Linked DNA regions of Homo sapiens: region 2 is linked to region 1. A link is a loop called in an ENCODE intact Hi-C map of the cell type or tissue named here. Cell type or tissue: endothelial cell of umbilical vein. All regions are shown on one strand.

Region 1 (8,000 bases):
GTTTATACAGTATCATATGTAACTGTGCAAATGTAATTTTTAACATCTGGAAAGATACCATTGACTTCAAGGAAAGCTTTTGCCTTGGCTTACAGAAGTAATTTCTGGCATTGAAAAAGGACTCTTTGAAGGGGAAGTGACAGGACAGCTGCTTCCTTTGGAGCAAATTGGTAACATGTCCAATCAACTCTGTAGGATCCAGGTGGACCCAGAAATGGAACCAGTGACCATCTGGAGACTGACCAGAGGCAGGATCCCACCCCACTTGAAGAGAATAAATCTAAATTACAGGTTCGTTTCTTTCGGGGGCGGGGGGGCGGGGAGGCAACTCAAAACTGTGTATTTTCTTAAAGTTAACTTTAAGAATTGGAACCAAATATTTTTTCTTCTATCAATATTGATTACATATTTTAATTCATATTTCGTGTTGCTAATTGTAAAAAATTAATTGTAAGGTAGTGTTTAAGCTTCTGAACAATCTATAATAGTGTTTTCAATAAAGCAAACTAATATGAGAAAAAAATAAGACATCTAACACTGATTTGATTGAGTTCTATCTCAGTCAAGCACAGTCAAACATAGACGTGATTATCAGAGTATAAGGTCTCAGGTGCTAGGTTCTTGGGGCAGTTGTAAGAAAAGAGAAGGCAGTCTCCATTCTCAAGAGCTGGATGTACCAGCCTAAGCAGACATTGCTGTCTAGACTGTCCTCTATGATATCAAATATTGTGCCAATCTTAAGAAGATGAGTTTTGGGTGTTGCTTTCACTTCAAGCAAAATTGAAAACCCACTCTCTGGAGAAAACAGAGTTGGCAATCTGAAGCCCTTTGGCTTTAGGAAGGCCTCATGTTCCTCTCACATTTCTGCTTTATTGTTTTCACCTCTAAACTCCAAACTCCTTGTTTTTCATGAGTATTTTCCTGCATTCACGATGGCCTCCTTTCTCTCTCATTTCCCAGGATGTAATACCTCAGCCGCTGCTAGATCAGTATGTGTCCATGACTGACCCAGCTCGAGCCCAGACTGTCGATACTGACATAGCCAAACACTGTGCCTACAGCCTCCCAGGGGTGGCACTGACCCTGGGCAGGCAAAATTGGCACTGCCTGAAAGATACATATGAAACACTGGCTTCTGATGTACAGGTAAAAGCCTTTCCAGAGGCACGTGCAGAAAGAGGGTGGGTCATTCATTAGGGAGAAAAGGGAAGCTGCAGCAAGGCTTATTGGCCTGAATTTTATGTGGATGCAAATTGGCATGTTTACTGGTCTCTGATGAAATAAAGCTTTAAGTGGCCAACACCTGGCAGTATTCATTTTGCTCCAAAAATGCCATGTAAGATACGGAAGAGGTTGAATTGCACTTGCTTGTCGTGATTCGTGTGTCTGCTATGCACCCCTAGTGGAAGGTACGGCGAGCCCTAGCCTTCTCCATTCACGAGCTGGCTGTGATTCTTGGGGATCAGTTAACAGCAGCTGACCTGGTGCCTATCTTCAATGGATTTTTAAAGGATCTGGATGAAGTGCGAATAGGAGTTCTTAGACACCTGTATGATTTTCTAAAGGTAGGAAGAAGGGTTAAAAGCAAAAAACAAGCCTCCTCTCTCCGAATCAAATTTGTGAAGCCCTGGATGTCTATGGTGTCAGTGAAAAAAACAATGCAGTTTTTAGCTTTCTTTAGCTGAAATGTACCATCCATAATCTTAAAGTGGATGTTCTTTCAGTGATGGGTAAATATTTTAAACTTTTTTCTCCTCATTTTCCTGTCCATTAGAGTTTTAATTCTGTGGAAGATGGTAGACACAAAGCCTAGCACACTCTTTGCAAAAGAAGAAATCAAGGCCCCCAGGTAGTGACCTGACTTGCCCAGAAGTCACCCAGGGGAAGAGCCTGGGCTGAAGTCCAACCTCTGTTCTGCATGAAGCACTTTTTCTGCAAGTCGCTGCTGCTTCCCTTCTGGCTTCCCCCCCTCCCCCCCAAACGAACGATGAATATAAAAAATAAGAGTTTAAAAATGACCTAGAGAAACTAATTACTCTCATCCACATGACCAAGAGCTGCCCTTCACGGACTCTGGTGTGCGCTGCTCCAGCTGAGTCTCTCCTCTCCTGGTGCCGAGCAGCCTCGCTCCCTGGGAAGCGGCAGTGGCACACTGTCTTCCAAACACACACAGACTGGGTTTTTGTTTGTCTGTTTTTTTGTTTTTAGATAGGAAATTACTAAAGCAGGAAGACCTCAGGGGCATTCAGAAATACATAATAAGCACATGTCCTAGCCAGGGGAAAAGGTTGGAGGTGTTCAGGGATGCATTTGATGTCAGTGTACAGCAGTGTTCATTCGCAGCCACGCTGCGTGATAGATGACGAGGTGTAGGGGAAATGCAAAAGTTCTTGCCAGTGACAAATGTATAATTGGAAGTGGAATAAAAGGGGGCATTTGGGGTCATTTTGAAGGATTATACATGTTTGTTTATATATACATTTTTAAAAAATAGTTGCTTCATGAAGACAAGAGGAGAGACTATCTTTATCAGCTTCAAGAATTTGTAGTGACTGATAACAGCAGGAATTGGAGGTTTCGATATGAACTAGCAGAGTAAGTAAAAACATATTTGGGGATATGAGAAAGCAAACTAGATGGAATAAATCTTAATTTTCTTACCATATAATTGATTTCTAAAGCAGCAGCAATAGTGTTCTTTTAGATAAAGAGATTATGTTTTTATTAAGGTATAAACAGAATTCCAAAAACCCTGAGTTACAAATACCACAGTCTCCGGGGAGACATTCATTTTCAGATGAAGACAGGGCTTGAGTCACTTTCGAATTAGAGTGTTCTGCTGTTCTAGAAGGCAATTTATTTGAACCAAATAAAAGATGAATCACCCACTCTTCAGTGTTTTCCTATTAATCGGAGCAGTTTTTACCAGAGCTTTCCTGAACATTCTGAGTGTGGTCCTCTCCGTAGGGTACAGCATGCTTAATGCCCTTTAGCTACTGTGGGAGACAGGAAGGGGTCTAACCCAGATGAGATGATTATGAAACAAAAAGGTTCCCCAAGGTGGCTCCTATCTGCACATCATTTTGTGCCTGAAGGAGTTATTTAATTCTGTCTTGAGCTGGCAAAAGGAATGTTCCAGGCTTTAGTGATGATGAAAGGGTGGAAGCATCAGTTTAAATAACTCCCCTTCCTAAGGTATATAATGTGCCTTTCACGGTGTGGAGGGAATTTGTTTGTGGCAGTTGTTGTTTGGGTTTTAGTTTTTACCTTGTTTTCATTTCGGTGTCTTTAGTTTTCATTTTTCTCATCCACAACTAGAAATCTCTCAAATAATTGTCTTCCCTGAATAAATTCATCAGGCTTTTGCAGCTATTCAGGATATGATTTGGCTGATGCCAGGGGCAAACCGAAAGCCTTTCTCTTTGCTGTGGTCTTTAATCATTCTGCTTAATTTGAGAGATTGAGGTTTCAGTCATTTTACCATGTTCCCAGCATCCTGTTCTGAGTCGAGAAAAACAGGCCCACGTTTTCCATGAAAGCAGTGCGACCTCTAGCGGCGGCGCACGGGAAGTAGGCGCGCTCGGTGCCCGGCGGGGCTTCCCCGGGTGGTTGCGCGGCCCCAGTGCCCGACCACGTTATCTAGCCCCCTACGCGCCCTATCTCCCATCTCCCGGCTTATTGAAGCCACAGCGACTGATATGAATTCTGTGCTCCGGTGCCCATGATATTGGTATCATGTTTTTGAAAACGGTGCTTTTTGATATGAAAGTATTCACCAGCACTCCGGGCTTCTGGTTCTAACTTCCTCCCCATCTCTTTTTCATTTCCTTTCGTTGCCTGGGTGAAAGCAATGTCATTTATTTTCATGCCCTTCTCCCCATCCCCATTTAGAAAGTAGTGAAAGCTTTGGTAGTGGGTTTTCGCAGCCAGCCGTCTCCTGCATGCTTTTGTCTTTCGGAGTAAGGAGCACGCGCTCCCAGTTCTCTCCAAGCGGACCTCGCTGCAGTGAAACCACCTCGTGCTGCCAAGAGCCGCGAGCAGGAGCATCCGGTTCGGTTTGCAGTCGGAGAAACGCCGGGGCGGTCGTGCAATCTCAGAGTGTTCGCTTGATCTGTTGACCTTTGTGAACTTCAACATTCTGGCTATTTTTATGTTATCTGATTTTTAAAGTTTTATGTGCTTTTCAACTGATAACCTAAAATTGAAATATTAAATCTGTATTCATAAATTTCTCAGCCTCTATTTTACAGAGTTTATTTCCTTTTTGTTTGATTTGTATGTGTGTGAGATGAAGAATTAAAATTTTGTTCACATTTTTTTTGCATGGTCATTTTGCTCAGCTTTCTGCTGTTGGCATTTTACTGAAGACCGAAATCTTGCTGGGTCTTTTGCTGTTCATTTCCCAGCCTGGCTATTTTTATCTGTAAGATGAAATAACAGTAAAAAGAAATCAATAATTTTGTTTTTTTGCCCAAAAATAATGTTTTTTTTGTTGTTGTTTTTGTTGTTGTTGTTTTCCTTTTAATTTCAGACAGCTGATACTGATTCTGGAACTCTATAGTCCCAATGATGTTTATGATTACCTAATGCACATTGCCTTAAAGTTGTGTGCAGATCAAGTTTCTGAAGTTCGGTGGATCTCCTTCAAACTAGTAAGGAATCAGGGCATTTGCTCTGTGATTTTTACAAATAGGAATGTTGATGTATCTTCCATTTTAACTCTTTTAATTTTTCTGGGCTTACTTTGTCAGCTAACCTATGAAACTAGCTTTTAAAATTTGAAATTAGGAACTATATTATAGTTTTATCAATTTGTAGGATAGCTTTTTTTGTTATATGTTTCAGTGACGGCAATTGTGGAGTAATCCTTTTATATATGAAACTCTTTAAGCCATAGGTTAGTGTTTTTAAAATACAGGTTGATTTACAGCTTGGTTTTGTAGAAAAATATTTAGTGAGCAAAGACTCTGCTGTAGAAAAGCTGATCCTATTTTTTTATGTGGGCTTTACACCAGCTGAATACTGATGAAAAAAAATCACATTTGACAATATTGATTTTAAGATACTCTGATGGTATTAAAATTTTATAAAAATGACATGTTCTGAAAGGTAATGATTTAGTTATTAAGCAAGGGGACATGCTCTAAAATTTGGAACCTTAAGATTAAGAATGTATTTTTCTAATGTCAGTCTCCTTTGAAGTTTCATTTTTATGAAGGGTTTTATGTGTGTGTGTGTATTGCCTATATTTAAACATCTTTTTTCTCTGTGTTCTAATGATGACCGTGACAAAAATTACTTTCTCCTGCGCCTATAAATTCATTTTAAAGGTGGAAGGATGCATAAAAATGTCTAGTTTCCGTGTAGAGTAGTATTCGTAATTCAAATAGATGGCAGCATTTTAAATGTGCTCTTTTGATGTTTTTCACAGGTCGTGGCAATTCTGCAGAAGTTCTATTCCAACAGTGAAAGTGCATTGGGGTTAAATTTCATCAATGAGCTCATCATAAGGTTCCGGCACTGTTCTAAGTGGGTTGGAAGGCAAGCTTTCGCTTTCATTTGTCAGGTTAGCAAGACCCCGGGAGGGATCTACCCTGGGTAACATCTGCCACGTGATGAAATCAAGTTCACCAGACAGAGAATCTCAGCCTGGAGCACTAGCCAGGAACTGAGGAATTAGTTCACCTAGCCCTGTTATCTCACAGGACATTGGGACCAACCCAGTGTGGTGAAGGGACTTGCCCAGGGTTACCCCACTGGCATACTCATTTGCCACATAGCTATTGATTGAGTACCTACGATGGTCCAGACAGATTCTAGATGCTAAAGACAAAGTGAACAAGCCTCTGCTCTCCCACATTTCCATCCAGTAAGATAAGGGCCAGGCCCACAGTCCACTCCTTTCCTATACAGGTCTGTGTCCACCACTACACCTCACCTTAGCCAGTGGCTTTGGAAGGAAGGCAGGATGAAGAATTGGGCAGTGGGTTAGGGCAGAGACTTTAACCTCTTTAGAGTAAATGTGTAGAGTTCGTATCATCCTGTCCAGCTCCTCAGATCGCCCTCTCTACTCAGCCTCTTGGAAATGAGGGTGTGATTTATGTTTGCCTAGGAGCAATGGCAGTGATAATGGCTGCCATTTCTTGAATACCTCTTGTGTGCCAGGTATCACATCACACATTTAATTCTCTAATAAAAAGTAATGTGTCATGGCGGGCACCTTTAATCCCAGCTACTTGGGAGGCTGAGGCAGGAGAATCGCTTGAACTCGGGAGGCGGAGGTTGCAGTGAGCTGAGATTGCATCACTGCACTTCAGCCTGGGCAACAGAGTGAGACTCCATCTCAGGGAAGAAAAAAAAAAACCAAGAGGTAATGTGTATTGAGCATGGCATACCCATTTACCTTTAGACCAGCTCTTTTAGGTGAAACATTTGAAGCCCAGAGAGGTTAGGTCACTTGTTCAAGATCACACAGGAAGTGTAAGCCGATGATTTTTTTTTTTCTGCTAAAGTATTGTTTTAAACATTTTAACTTTCATTACACACGTTTTCAAGCATATACAAAGGTAGAGGGATTGCTGTAATGAACCTCTGTGAACCCACCACCCAGCTTTGTTGATAGTACAGTGAAGCCGTGGTTGGGACCGTACCTGACCCCAGACCGCAAAGCCCCCTTTCTCTCCCTGATGACCACGGGCACCAGAGGACTCACCAGCGCCCCCTCTTGGACCAGTGGGACATTACAGGAGTGCTTTGGCAGCCCACTCTGAGAAGGGCAGTGGATGGCAGAGTGAACAACAAACTCACAGACTCACAAACTCACAGACGGCACAGACTTTTGTGAAGGAAGAGTCAATGTTCCAAATCAATTTGTGGAGAAAGCTTAAAGGAAATAGTTTTTGCTTTTATTTTTAAATTCTTTATCTGAGATTTAGAAAGTCTGAAATAAACAAAAGGACTCTTGGGACTGCGGGGGAAGGGTGGGAGGGGGTGAGGGGTAAAAGGCTACACATTGGGTGCCATGTACACTGCTTAAAGGAGCCTAGGAATATGTGCCTGCCTTCTAGTGTTGTCATGGGCTTCCGTGGGCTGATAAAGCTGAGCTACCCAGCATGGCGCCTGGCACCTAGGGAACACCAGCAGCCACCGCCACAGCACCCATCCACCACGACACCAATTACCCGGGCATAGAAGAGCCACAGGAGTTAGAACCCACACTTCGGCTCACAGTCCCCACCCTGCTGCCACAGGAGTTAGAACCTACACTTGGGCTCGCAGACCCCCCCGCTGCCACTGGTGGTTATGAGACCTTTGGGTGTCACCACCACATTGGAAATGAGTTTTTTTTTAACCTGTAAAACTAGGCTGATTTTGAATTCCAGGGCTAGTCCTGAGAATTAAGTGAGAGAATACATGTAAAGTCGTGTAACTGGAGAAGTTATATGCACTTGCTGGGTATGACTACAGGACTGGCATTTACGGATTGTTTATAGAGGTCTGGGCATTGGGTTATGGTTTGGGATTTGACTGTCACTTGACAGCCACGGCCGCTGTGAATGACAGAAATGAGGTTCTTGACCCTTCCTTACCGGTCAGCTGTATGCAGTGTGGTGGTATTGTCCTAGATGTTTTGCATAACAGACCTGTCATCATACAGATGAGGAAACTGAGGCTCAGAAAGGCTAAGCCGCTTAACCAGAAGTCACATAGCTACTAAGACCAAGTTAGGTTTTGAATCTAGACTTCTGACTCCTAAGCTCACCAGATCTTAACCTACTTGGAACCCACTGCTTGGTAGTGAATTATAATAAAATATTAACTGTGTTTCTAACCAAATCAGTGCTTGAGATTTAAAAATTCATACACACGCCTCAAACCTACAGATTCTGAAATGACTTCTTTGGGATTAAAGAAGTGTATGTTTCTAGAAGACTGCGGAAAACATCATTTCTTTGGCTGTGACTTTCTTGGAGCAGGCAGTGGTGAGCAAGGAGTGTGTC
Region 2 (8,000 bases), 210 kb before region 1:
TCAGGCTGATAATGGAACATGGGAGAACATGCTGTAAATGGCTCTTTTGGTCTGGACCCTGCAGAAATACATCTCCTTCTCTCTGGGAAACATCATGTCAGCTGCCAAGCCATGAATTTATTACATATCAGAAAACCAAAATGTGCAACAGTAAAGAGTCCTTTCCTGCACCAACTTTTTAAATTACTTCCATGTCAAAACAGCAAATACAATGAAAAATACATAAAGGACAAATTATGAAAACTAAAGCATTCTAAGACATCTCTTAAGATACTCAGTTCCTAACATGTTAACATACATTGAAGACTATAAACACACACATCAGAAACTGTGGGAATCTTTTTTCAACATAGGGAGAAAGACGTAGAATAGGGAGAGAACAGCATGGGTTACTGAAACCATTTATTCAGAAAGCAGAGGAAAGGCGAAAGGAACACTGAAATAGATCATTTTTAGTTTCTTATAGGAAGTTCCAAATGGCAGCAGTTGATAAATCGTCTTTAAAAAGGAAACGACAGCAACAGAAATGAGAACCAAATATATTTTGCATTTTTCTCTCGGTGTATCATCTTGAGTCACCTTACTTAGGCTACACACGAATGAAAAATATAAAAAGCCACGCCCACTAATTTCGCAGCACCTCATATAGTAGCAAACAGACAGAGGGTACTTACGAAACGTTTGCTAAGGAGTGAATGATGAAAAGCAAAAAGTAGTTCTTGTACACATGGTCTCAATATCACAGACAATAAATTCTGACCTTTGAATTCACATAAAAGATGCAATGGAAAAACATTTTAACATGGATACTGTACTAGAGGATTAACAGCTGAATTCAGTCTATTTCTTAAAAACAAAAGAAAGACGGGAATGCAGGCAGCCAGTTCGGAGAAACAGCCAGGACTTTTTTGTATGACATGGAAAAACCGGCAAGTCAACGTGTGAAACGTGCACACTCATTTCTCATCTTCTTAAACCCTAAAAAGCCCCGCAATCTTGTTAGCACTAAGCCTGGATGAAATTGTGTTAAGATATCTGATTAGTCTCCCTTAGTTGGCATTTTCCAAAGGGAAAAAAAAAGGGAACCTGTTTTATTTCAGTCAGACATGGCTTTGGGTATCAGTGAAACGAAGCTCTGACAGCAGCTCCACCTGCAGAAGGCCAGGCGCACTCCTGCAGCTCATCAGAATGCAAGCAGGAAAGCAGGCCAGCAAGCGAGCATCTGTCCTGCACCCACATCCATTAGCCAAGTGATTACATCTCCATCAGCCCTGGGGTGTAATAAAGCAATTGTAATCGGGCATTGTTACAGGATCAATGTTTCCTGGTTTAAAAATAAACATCAGCATTTATCTAGCAGCAGAAAGCGATTCTCCCACAGTACTGTTTTATTCAACTGACATCTTTTAATCAAAGCAATCCATATCGTGGCAACATTCCAAGGTATCATAACTGCAAATATTTATGGCAAGTTAGATAATGGCTACATTTTTGTTGCTACACTTTTCTTCCTTTTCTACGGATTTAACACAGACATTTTCTAATAAACTAATTCCATTAAGAAAAAAAAATCTCAAGTAATTATATTCATGAAGACAACCTCTCATCCACCTCCACCCGTTTCTCTTTTAACTATCATCCATAACTGTTTATGTGAGTTCATGTCTTTTAAATTTTTCAAAATATCTCTGTAATGAAAATAAAAAGCCCCTATTGTTAAGTGCCGTAGATACAGCCAAAAACATGGCATGGAGGGAGGTCAGGGCCCCCTGGCACAGGGGTGGGTGAGCTTGTGCAGCTCAGCTAATGTTCTAGGCTGTGGCTAATGGGATTCAGAGGCTGGAGGAAGAGGTCTGTGAAGCTGGGGGCAGACCCATTCCCACAGCCTCCCAAGCTTGCCTGTCGGCTGACGCTCCTTATCAGGGGCTTCTATTACTTGCCCTCTTTGCTGATATCCTGGAGAACCGCAGTGCTAATTCAGGGAAAGGCCTGAGACATCAGCAGCTCAGCTGTTTTCAAACCTCAGCAGGGCCCTTCTGTAATACCAATTTTAATCAACTGCCCTCATTCACATTTAATTTACAAGTCATGTAAAGCCTCCATATAAAGCGCTCCCATCATCTCCTTGCCGAGACGGACTGGCAATATTCTTTCTAAAGCCCCCAAAGTCATTCTCCAGGAGCATCAGCAGAGATCTTCAGGCAATGAGAAAATGGAATATGTACCTTTTTTCACTGTCTGTAGTGTGTTCAGTTTCCAACAGAAAAAGAAAAAGCATCTGAACTACAGTCTTAATTCTACTTACTTTAGTGTGAAAATAACTGAATAAGGTACGGAGGCAGACACAAAAGATGTACAGACGGGCAGAGTAGCTGAGGCAGGAAGGCCTCATCCACTCACTTCCCTGAAGCAGATTTTCAGAGCTGAAATGGTATCTTAGCAATGTAGGCCTTACAGAGACTGATTTAGTTCTAAAAAGTTGCCCGATTTAACCTCCTGGAGCCTTTATTTCTTCGTATGCAAACAGAGCCATCTACCCCCCAGTCACAGTTGCAAGGATTAAGTTCAATGAGCGAATGTATTGGAAATGTTCTATACAGGTAAGGAGTGGCATTGAAACAACAGTAACTTTCTTGAAAAGGTTCCTATCAGAGCAGATCTGTCTGAGGAAAAGGGGCCAGGGAAGGCGTTCTCCAAATCCAATTAGGCCACAGAAACTCAATTCGCGTAGGGCCAGCATGATCTCAGAGCTGCTCTTGGTGTTCCAGAAGAGTGGTCGTTGGCCTTATGGGATTTGTATGTCATGAACTAGAGTCATCCATCTATATACTTTGCAGGGGCCTTTCTAAATACAATTCCATTCCAGCTCATCTTTGAGAACACTCCTTCTCAACAACAGCAAACATGGCCCCAAGTGTTAATTAAGAGAGGTCTCCTCAGAGTGGTAACTTTTCATAGTTCAGTTTGGTTCTTTCTCCTTCTTCAGGCCAGACAGCCGGGGGCAGGGAAAGCCACGAGAGGCCCTTCAATGAAATGCCATCTCCAGCAGGGGGAAGCAGTGGCCTCTACACCGAGAAGGTCTCAGGAGTTAAATGTTATTCAGGTGTTCAAAGTGACACTGGGAAGCCCAAGACCCCTATCTCTTCATACATGTATTTCTCAAACTACAATGAGAAATGGGCCATTCCTTTAGAGAAGGAGCTGAAAATGACATATAACATTGTATTTTGGCATGGATTCTGAGTTTGCAAACACAAAAATTTGTGTATGCAAAAAAATATAGGCACGATTTGAAAACTGTCAAGCTACTGACATACGGCACATATGCCACACATGCACACATGCACACATGCACACACACACAGAGTCTGTTTTCAAATTCATCTGAAAGGCTCTGTAGCTCTGAGCTCTCACTACATTCAGTTCTATCTGACTCAACATAGCCTGCAAACTGGGCAATGATATCTTTCGATAGCAATTCTGTTCCTGGGATTTGTTTGAAAGCGTTTAGGTTTTCACGGATCACTGGAGGTTCTTCATTTTTCCCCCTTCTGTGTTATGGAGGTATAAGTCGTCTCTCTAGCCATAAACTGGCCACTGGTAAAAATCAATTTTGATTTTATCAGTATGTATTACTGCTGGTGCCAGCAGTTCAGAAGACGAGAGAAGGAAAACATGCAAACTAGGAGGAGAAAAAAGTTAAAGCCAGTTCCTCACACCTACAAATAAAAAAGCCTGCTGTCTTTAAGAGGTATTTTGTATCGTGCCAAGGAAGCTTAAGTTACCAATTTAAAACTTCAATCAATAAAAACTTTCAGGATTCTGTCACCGCTTCCATCTCTTCTGCATTTGTGAGCACTATGGCTGGCATTTCTGAAGCCAGGGCCGCCCTCTCTGAGGTGCTGTGGAGCCAGTAACCACAGGAGCAGACTGGAGGGCAGCCTGGCAGCAGCTCCCCCATGCACACTGCCCAGCGGCATCCTCCCTAGGCTCGCTCTTTCCATGCCAGTTTCGTCCCGATTATCTGACTCTTAACCCTCTTGGGGCAGGGCAGGCCGTTGTGACAGGCCCCATATTCACCTCCTCTTTGCCTTATTCTTTTTTTCATTATGTAATTCTAGGGAAAACACCCTAAATGTGCATGCATCTCCAAGTCCTCCAGGAGCCACGCGTGCTCCACATTCTTTCTTTTCCTGGCACATTTTTGGCTGCCAGGATGACTGAGAAAATAATCAACCTTCCCATCAGTCACCTGTTTCTCTTCCTGAGCAGTTTCCTTCTGCCACTCAGTCAAAAGGCCCACAAACATGTTCACCAAGTCCTAACCTCTAGAAGGGAGAGAGACTTCAGAGACTGATTTTTAGCTGCAACCAAAATGTCCACATCCTCTGAGAAGCTGAACACCTTCTCCTAGATGTACACAAAACTCTAAATCACCTTCAAAGGTCTAAAACAGAGTAGTTTCTCAGATATTCTTTTTAAGAACTGTTACAGACTCACAAGCCAAATCCCATGACCCGGCTGTTTTTGTGAATAAAGTTTTATCAAAACACACGGCCATATCCTTTAAAAATAAATAGAGCCCTGCTCTAGTGTAATGGGACTGTACTGTACCCCTAGGCACTGTTGGGGACCACCTAAGCACTCTCCTATCAAAGACATGAGGGCCTGGAAGCTACAGGACTTAACTGGCTGCAGCAACTACAATTAGTAAATTTTAGTCCCCTCACGGAAAGTCAGGTGGCAGAAGGCACATGCCTTACAGCTCGGTCTTTTCACTCCCTTTTATAAGTACTGGGGGACACATGGGAAAAATCCTGGAGACGAATTCCTATTGGGGTGGCCTCCCTGTCTGCACACTCAACACAATCCATGGGTGCCTGGGTAACAACTAAGTCTGTTCACCATTTCTGTGAGTACCTGGGATTCAAAGTCAACTTTTTTCATGAAGACAGGAAGTTACTTACTCAGACCAACCATAGACTTCCACTTCTCCAGTTTCAAGGCCCCTGACCCAGCTTGACAGAGCCAGGCTTAGGAGCAACGTGGCTCAACGTATGTGACTTCTAAGGACTGCCTTCCTTCTGATGAACTTGTCCTCTCAAACCTGTGCACAGTGGGACTGTGCCCAGAACGCCCGTTACTAGTCTCAATGGCATGGTTCCCTGACCTAGAAGGGAGGCTGCTTTTTACTGAAGGCCAAAGCAATGGAAGGCCAAGGGTGACCAGGTGCTCAGCTTTTTCAGCAGTTTCATTTTTCATACTGTCAGCTGAAGACAACCAAAAAAAAAATACACACACACACACACACACACACACACACACACACAGAGTTAAATCATGAAACACGTATTTCTCAGTGATAGGGCTCATTTTAAAGTTAACCTTCCAATGGCAAAATAATAAAAATGATAAAATAATAATTCCCCCCATAGAGCAAATGTGACAAAATGACAAAAGAATTCTTAATTTTGGGGCTTTATTATAATTTTTCTTTTCAAGATGCTACATAGTCAAACAGAACTGGGTTGGTCTTTTATGGCATAAAATTAATTCACAGTCAAACTCTCAACTAGTACTAGAAGGATTCGCTGAAGAGTTTCTCTCTTCCCTTGCTCCCCACCCACAACTGCTGGTGCCCTCGCTTCTAACCCTCTGCAGCCCGATCCATTTGTCCTGACTCCAGGCTAGGTCCCCAAGGGGAGGTCAGGCTCAGACTTGGACCTGGGCGCTGGAAGTGTGAGTAATGGTTGAGAGGTGGTATAAGAACAATCTAGAAGACTGACTACTCTTCATTAAAAAAGGTAACCTAGAGTTGACTGTCACTACTGAGAATTTCCCTCCCTATGACAGTTGTTATTTACTGACCCAGAAAAAACACTTCCTGGCAGCTCTTCTCCAGCATCCCAATAAACCCCACCTCCACATGACCAGACTCTCCAGAGACAGAGGAGCCCACAGCCCTCCAGCAGCAATACCAGTTCACCCAACAGAGTTCAGCAGCACGCAGCATTAACTGTACTCTTGTGACAATAAGAAAACATGAGATGAAATACATTAAATAAGTTAAATATGCATTAAACATCTCTGAATAACAGTTTGACTTCACTACATGAACCAATACAAATTTAGCTTGGTCCCTTTAAGTGAACAAAGCACTGCCATTTATTTCCAAAGCGCTGGGTCAATCAGTCAACACACGCCTCTCACTTATGACGAGTACGTCTGATGCTGCCACAGTGCAATTCCTTTGGGCTTCTGACTCTGTTCATCAGTCCCAAGGAGCTGATGGCTTGGACAGAACTGAAGACACGGAAAGCAGCCTGGGCCGGGAGTGGGCCACGTGGGGACTACTGTGTGGAGCTGACCGCACTCCCCAGCATGCTGGGCTCCAGCTCCCCAAGGGCCAGCACCAACAGGCGAGGAAGGGTGTCATTTTAAGAGAGGTAATCCAGCATCATGTACCAAGGCCTACCAATGTTTAAAATGACATTTACAATATGCCATTGTGGCATTACTCATGGTTTCCCTTGTCATTAATAAAGATCATTCTTTTCCCCCTCAATCAGTTACTATACATTTTTAACTTTCTAAAAGATCGTTACATTATATTTGTGTGTGTGTATCTGTGTATGTGTGTGCAGGGAGGGGTAATTTAAAGGCAAGACCTGTGAGATGTCATCATACATTAATTTCTTTTTACACATGGTTATGATAAATTTAAATCCCATGATATGGTGGATCCACCAATCCAATTTACCATCCTGTGCATGCTACCTCTACAAGGCAATCTTCCCAATAATTACACCAACGATAAAGAACAAAACCACCAGAGCCAAGAGCCGGGTGCTAAGGCCTTCTTCCTTCCCAGTTGGGGCTAATGCTGAAATGGGGCTGTTGCTCTGCACTGTCTTCCTCATCCGCAGTCCATCTTCTTCCTACGGGAGCAAACGCACATTTCAAAGACAAGCCAAGGCACCAGAAAGGGGAGTCAACTGTACAGCTTAACGGGATGGGCTGTTTATGCCCAGTGTTGGATGACATGATATGGTCCAACCGCATTTTGCAAACGGAGAAACTGCAGGCTACAGAGGGGAAAGGGCTAGCCTGAAGCCACTGAGAAAACAGTCCCCTCTTTTCTTTCATCCATTCCACTTGCTGCTGCTAGTTACAACAGACATCTAAACAGGGTGCTCCTTGGTTTCCCGTGATTTACAGAAAAAAGCACTTAAAAGGGTCAACTGGGCCCTTTGCACCCTCGGCCCCACCCACCTCTATGGCCATGTCTTCCGGATGCTTCTCTTCAACCCCAACCTCTCTGTCCTTCCTGCCTCTAATGAATAGCCTTCCTTGATCAAATCATCGATTTTTAAAATCACAGGCATTTCCCAAGACATAAATATATAAATAAAAGAATCTACAAAGTCAACTGGGCACGGTGGCTCATGCTTGTAATCCCTGTACTTTGGGAGGCTGAGGCGGGTGGATCACCTGAGCTCAGGAGTTCAAGACTACCCCTTGGTCAACATGGTAAAACCTCGTCTCTACTAAAATTACAAAAATTAGCCTGGGGTGACAGAGTGAGACTCCATATTAAAAAAAAAAAAAAAAAAAAACCTAAAAGTGGGACATCTGGAAGCTTTCAAATGCAGAGCTCTGTAGATAGCTGGTACTTAATGAGTTACATCCAGACTGCTGGATCAAATGATATTTGGAATATTAAAATGTGACTGGCCTTCATACACTCATCTCAAATATTTTCTACTTAATGCATAGATTTCTCATTGAAGAAGCAACATTCTTTTTCATACATATAAAGATATTTGACCATATTCCCCACCCTCCCCTTGTCCCCAAACTACATGGAAATGTAAGAAATGAAAAATTTTTTCTTCCTTCACCTCCACTGCCACAACTGCCTTGCACTTTCCTAAGAATCTGCAAGTTACTATGTAGATCTATGATGCCATTTCCATGCTCTCAAAGCCAAGCCCACATCC

What was found. Hi-C counts contacts between places; a loop is a spot of excess contacts. Peaks named below come from ENCODE experiments on the same cell type or tissue, not always from the same donor. Only the 100,000 strongest peaks of a DNase experiment are listed, where the experiment ranks them.
Region 2: a loop joins it to region 1, with 11 times the contacts of the local background. A loop is called at or near these places in 83 of 110 quality-filtered maps.

Annotation. Positions count from the first base shown.
Region 1 is chr20:58,232,806-58,240,805 of GRCh38, reverse strand. It overlaps the pseudogene PPP4R1L. Among named protein-coding and RNA genes, the nearest start is that of ANKRD60, 8.2 kb to the right of the region's middle. RefSeq lists a silencer at 3,632-3,681. In endothelial cell of umbilical vein, CTCF peaks have their summits at 3,561 (motif pointing left) and 6,724 (motif pointing left); DNase peaks (open chromatin) are centred at 3,555 and 3,905; H3K4me3 peaks cover 586 bases; H3K27ac peaks cover 352 bases.
Region 2 is chr20:58,443,015-58,451,014 of GRCh38, reverse strand. It overlaps VAPB (VAMP associated protein B and C), which reads right to left. Exons shown (of 6, transcript NM_004738.5): 6 at 1-6,938. The coding sequence ends at 6,780. Among named protein-coding and RNA genes, the nearest start is that of VAPB, 58 kb to the right of the region's middle. RefSeq lists an enhancer at 4,037-4,538. In endothelial cell of umbilical vein, a CTCF peak has its summit at 3,079 (motif pointing right); a DNase peak (open chromatin) is centred at 3,054.